Regions from separate parts of the Homo sapiens genome. Here region 1 is linked to region 2. A link is a contact called in ENCODE Hi-C data. All regions are on one chromosome and are shown on one strand. The core of a region is the stretch at or near the end of the contact, and the rest is flanking DNA. Distances in the headings are between cores, read along the strand shown.

The links. A loop is a pair of places that touch in the nucleus more often than their neighbours do. Pooled maps may share reads with other maps.
Region 1: a map of vagina shows a loop between it and region 2 (21-fold over the local background). The contact joins two enhancer-like sites. A Hi-C loop is called at or near these places in 1 of 168 maps with a recorded cell type or tissue (vagina), 2 of 37 single-sample maps with no recorded cell type and 3 of 50 pooled maps.

Annotation. Positions count from the first base shown.
Region 1 is chr15:78,050,911-78,053,770 of GRCh38, reverse strand. All of the region lies in intron 2 of TBC1D2B (TBC1 domain family member 2B), which reads left to right. Among named protein-coding and RNA genes, the nearest start is that of TBC1D2B, 25 kb to the left of the region's middle. Within about 2 kb of position 1,555, at least 18 of the 41 ENCODE cell types and tissues checked have a DNase peak (open chromatin) inside an H3K27ac peak, as active enhancers do.
Region 2 is chr15:77,186,637-77,189,336 of GRCh38, reverse strand. All of the region lies in intron 6 of PEAK1 (pseudopodium enriched atypical kinase 1), which reads left to right. Among named protein-coding and RNA genes, the nearest start is that of LINC00597, 37 kb to the left of the region's middle. RefSeq lists an enhancer at 1,373-1,592. Within about 2 kb of position 1,341, at least 10 of the 41 ENCODE cell types and tissues checked have a DNase peak (open chromatin) inside an H3K27ac peak, as active enhancers do.

The DNA.
Region 1 (2,860 bases), core at 306-2,805, 860 kb before region 2:
TAAGTCTAGTTCTGACTGCAGGGCCAGCCTTTCTACTACACCTAATGATGAAGCACTCATGCCTAGATAGTCATGCTTGGGCAGACTTGCCAAGATTGACAGGTGTTTGTATACACTAGGAAGGTATTCTCAGATCATTCCACTTGTAATTCTCTAGTGTTTCTTAGGAAGACTTTAACCTTCAAACATTGATTTCATTCTATCCTGGATTCATGGCATTTCTGTAACTCAGGGTAATCCCTGGCCATTTGCAGCATGGAGATAACCTCTAGAAAGAACAGAACAACAATTATTTGCTGCCCATCCTACCCCATTGCAAAGACTGTGGAGATGGGACTGTTTTTTGGCCCCCACTCTTCATACAGGGAAAATAACACATCCAGAAAAACAAACAAACAAACAAAACAGCCTCCTGAGCTCTGAAGTAAGGTCTAAAAAGCCCAGGCCATTGTATTAGTATTTTTGGAAGACACACGGAGCGTACATTAAAAGGAGTAGACAACAGTAAGGACTAGTTCTAACAGTTTCATAAAGAGATTTCTTCACTTCCTAAAACCCGTGGGACCCTCTGCTCAGCAGAACACAGGGCTGCATCCGAGTTGCCTGTCCCACCAAGGATGGTGTTGGCACGTGTGGCTGATTTACTCCAGAAACAAAGGCATTCTTAGATGAATTTTTCGTCTCCAAATTTGTCAGTCTTGTTTTTACTTGTCCCAGTATTTTTCAGCAGGTTAACCCTCTTATCAGTGATAAATTACTATATATGCTTTGTACCTATTAATATGTTTTCTGTGAGAGTTTTTGAGTCACTTTCACGACTGTCTTAGCGCTCTGACTATTCCAGGTTCTGAGATCATGCCTTTATTTTCAACTTTATGCGCCCTTATGTTTCGTTCAGAGTCGAGTCACTGTTAACTGAGTTGTTTTGAAAGCCACTCTTATAGTGCTTTTCACTCAAAAGGAGCTCCTAACTGAGTGTCTCAGTCACTTGGAACATTTGGAAACCCTGTGGGAACAGGCAGGGTTCATGAGCATAGCCAGTGCCTTTGGCACAGGAGGTGCTTGATTTGCCTCAGTTCCTTTGTTCTGAGGGCACCAAGTGCTTCTTTCTAGCAAAGACTCAGGGATATTAAACCGAAAGGAGGACAAAGAAGTAGTGCCTAGCCCTATAGTCTCTTTATAACAGCTGTCCTTCCTCCTTCTAAGCCAAAATGCTGTGATTGGAGAGCCAGAGAAAACATCTGAAGCCCATATTTGTTTCTCCTCCTTTGATATGGGGACTCCAGGTATGGAATTTAGCATTTGAGTAAATGCCACCTGACATTTACTCATTCATTCAGCAAAGTCGGCACTCAAGATGAGCTTTGTCCCTCTCCTCACAGAATTTCTAGTCAAGCAGGGTGGTTGTGCAGAGAAAAAATGAGAGAAATGTGAGGGAAGGGTGCATGCTGGTACCATGGGCTGTAAGTGGGCTGTGCATAGTTTCTGGCAGTTAGGGCCTCTCTGAGGAAGTGCATCTAAGCCAAGGCCTGGAGGATGGCCAGGAACTAGCTAGGTAGAGAGGAGGGGAGTCAGATGACAGGGCTGAACTGCAGTGCCTTCCCAGAGCTGCAGTCAGGATGGCTACTGGCTGGAAGCAGTTGTGGGGAGTGAGCTGAACCTGGGGGCACACCTGGGACCCAGAGCCAGAGCTGGGGGAGAGCCTAGACTGCTGGTCTTGGGATTTTGGACTTTAACCTAAGAGCAGTGGAGTGCCTTTGAAGATTTTATAGATAGAAATGACTGTAACATTAGACTTCTATTAATTTTTAGATAGCTTCGAAGAACAAGGAATGAAACTTTGGGCCCCAGAGCAGTATGTGAGGCTATAATGGTTCAGGAAGTCAAAAAATCTAAAGCAGGAAGTCAAGAAGAAAAGGCTGTATTTTAGCCCCTTTTGTTTTATCGTCAGAGATAAAATCTGGTTCAAAGATAAATTGTGATGTGTTATATGGCAGTGCTCTGTGAAGTTTCTAAAGCCATGCTTGTTGTTATCTGCTCAGCTTAGCCTACTCTAGTAAGAATTAAAGAAGAATGTTTTTATAACTGATTTGCATTAAAAATAAAACTTTTCCTAGTATTGTCTCGTAGTCACCCAGTTGTTTGGAACATTTTGATTTGTAGTCTAGTGGGCATCACCCATCAGGACCCTCCTAGCACCTAAAGTCAATATGGAGAAAGATATAGGGGATTAACGTTTTGCACTGATAGCTAGTTGTATATCTTAGAAGGCAGCTCTACCTGGTGGAAGAAGCCCTGTGGGCCTGTGAGTCTTGGGGATATTTACTAGTTGTCAGACTCTAAGTAAGTCACGTATCCTGTAGTACAGGGTTAGGAAACTGTGGCTCTGGGAATTGAAGTTTGTTCACCCCTCTTCATAGTTGTTATAAAGATCAAATGGGAAACTGCATTGTTAAGTGTAAAGAGCCATATGTATGTGTATATACACATATATATTGTATACATATATATGAGATGATATCATTTTGAAAGGGTTAGCATTATGTTTAGTTGTAATTAACAGGAAACCTTACTAATAAGGACTTACACATAGGGAGTAATTTGTCTCACATGATAAGCAGTTTGTGGCTGGCATAGCTACTCACTAGTGCCACTGAAGGGCCCAAGCTGTCTCTGACTCTGTATTTTCCATTGCTAGAGTGTATTAGCTTTCCTGCTCATGCTAGCTGCCCCTGGGGGTGGCACTTACATCAAAAGGAGAATGCTTTCCCAGAAACCTGTGGCTTATGCATCATTGGCTGGAACTGTCATATGGCCATTCCTAGCTGGAAGGAGTCTGGGAAGCCAAGTATTTTAGCTG
Region 2 (2,700 bases), core at 92-2,591:
CCTGGCTCTGCCATTTACTAGCTATGTGACCTTGGGCAAGTTTCAGTTTCTTCATCAGTAAAGTAGGGCAAATAATAGTATGTCTATCATAGAGTTTTGTGAGAATTATGAGGTGTTTGTTTTGTTTTGTTTTTTTGAGATAGAGTCTCGCTCTGTTGCCTAGGCTGGAGTGCAGTGGCGCGATCTCGGCTCACTGCAACCTCCCCCTCCCAGGTTCAAGTGATTCTCCTGCCTCAGCTTTCTGAGTAGCTGGGACTACAGGCGCGCACCACCACGCCTGGCTAATTTTTGTATTTTTAGTATGGACAGAGTTTCACCATGTTGGCCAGGCTGGTCTCAAACTCCTGACTTCAGGTGATCTGCCCGCCTTGGCCTCCCAAAATGTAGTGTTGGGATTACAGGCTTGAGCCACCGCACCTGGCCGAATTATGAGTTTTTATGGGTAAAGGGCCTGGTACTTAGTAGTAAATGCTAACTAGAATTATTCTTGAGTGAAAACATTTATTTAGTATCCAATGTATTCCAAACAATTCAAGAGATATAGAGAGGAAAAACACTTAGACCTGCCTTCTGGGGACTTACATAATTACAAAACAATGTGGTATAATCGAGTTAGGCAAAACTTCATCACAGAGGTAAAATTTAAACTGCATCTTGAAGGATAAATAGGGTTTCAACAAATGGAACAGCATTAGAGGAAATACATTCCAAGCAGAAGAAAAAGCTTGTGAATAAAATAAAACTATAAAAGACTATGGAGTCTTGGCTGTTATTAGATAATACTTTAACTTCTTCTCTGATGTATACCTTCTTAAATAGGGGTCTAAAGTGGTTTCAGGGAACATTTTGGAACTTCTAATCTTATAACTAGTTATTACCAAGTTTATAATAATTATTATTAGTAGTAGTTAACTGATTCGTCAAAGAGTTTGAATTTAAAAATTAGTTGGAACTGAGCGGTGCTGCTTTGCAGGGGTGCATTTGTTGTTACATGATTCTTATCCTGAGATGACTACCATGTGACAGGAGCAGTGAACTGTTAGAAAAACTGTTGTGGTTAGAACAATTGGAACTGGATGGGCTTCTGGAGATTTCATTAAGTTTCCAAAATTAAGCAGATTTTACTTTGGTTTCTTCTTTAGATAGGAGAACCTCATGTTCTTGTGATAGCAAGGAATGATAATTTTTTTTTTCAGTCAGATCTCAAGAAAGTCCCTTTTACTCATGGAATTTCCATTTGTGTACCAAATTTAAGCTGTGTTTTATCTTCTGCAAAACTTCTTCCTGCAGCTTTGCTTTCACTTCCTCTCCCCACCCTTTTAGTCATATACTGAAGAGTTTGGCAGCTGGTTGAGGTGTCAGGTCAGCATTTTTCACTGTGGAAGAAGGAAAGGTTGGGAACAGTGACGTGGGTATGGTTGTCACATTTTCCTTTCCTTTTTTTTAAGTGACCCACATGTTCTTTAACAAAAGCCTAGTGAGAACCTTGACTTGTAAATTGTTCCCTAGCATCCTGGAGATGGACTAATATGTGGGATGACATATAGGCAATAGATCCTCACTGAGAGTGTCCTTAAAAGCCCACGTACAGCAGTGAGGATTCTTGACTCTGCCTCCATGGCAATGTGACAGATTTTATGGAGAGAGATGGTGGGCTTCGGGAGTCACAGAATTGGAGGAGCTTAGCAGTTCATTCTCCATCCTCCTTTATTATTAACAGATTCTCCTTGGGTGCCTTTAGGAAATGCTGTATATATGGTGTTTAATCTCCCACCTACACACTTTCCTTTTCTTCACTAATGGAAATTGAATCCAGCTTGAGGAGCTCCAGCTCTTTCTGCTGGCCAGTTTATTTCAAGATTGAAATCCATTGTGGATTTGTTTGTTGTTTTTTTGTATTTTTGTGGGGTTTTTTTTTGGTATCAAATCTGCCTGAAACTGTTGGACTAGAAGCAAACTAATTATTGTCATTGTATGGCAGTAGAGAGAATAAAAAACAGTAATAGGTTCTTAAAAAGCTGTCATGACTTGAAGTGAAATAGGCCACTCTTGAATAGCTTAATCTATAGCCTGAAGGGCTTTGGTCCTGAAAACTGTCAAATATGAAATAGGATTTTAGATCATGGAATCCTGGCTACCTCCTAGGGGCAGCTTCAGCCATTAAACTCTCCCATAGACTATTTCATCTAGAAGATTTGCTTTGAGATTATAAGGAATGTGGAGGTAAATGAGCTTTTCTTATCAAACATTCCATTTGGGTGCTCTGTATCAGACCTGTTCTGGCAAATAAATAGAAGACACCAGGATAGACTGTTTTATTTCCTTGTGTAAGTGCCTCAGGAGACACATTTCTTATTTCTCAAGCATAACTTTGGAGACTGGAGTTTCCCATTTGGGGAGCGTTGGTGTTGAGCAGGGAAAGCTGCTAGTTATTGATTGCCACTGAAGTCATTTCACAAAGGCTGTAAAACCCAAGGATTGCTCTTTGGACAGACCTGCATCTGGTACAGATTCCCCCTCTATGAGACTGTTGTAGGTTAAAATAGTTTTGACAGTGTCTTTAAGTGCACCTCTTTGTCTCCAAATATAATTAGTGTTTAAAATGAAGCCCTCGTGGTTAAGGTTTTGTGGCTTAGACAGCAGCTCCATCTGGTGCTTGCTAAAGGTGTTTGCCTGGTTCATGTCTCGGTTTTTTTGTTT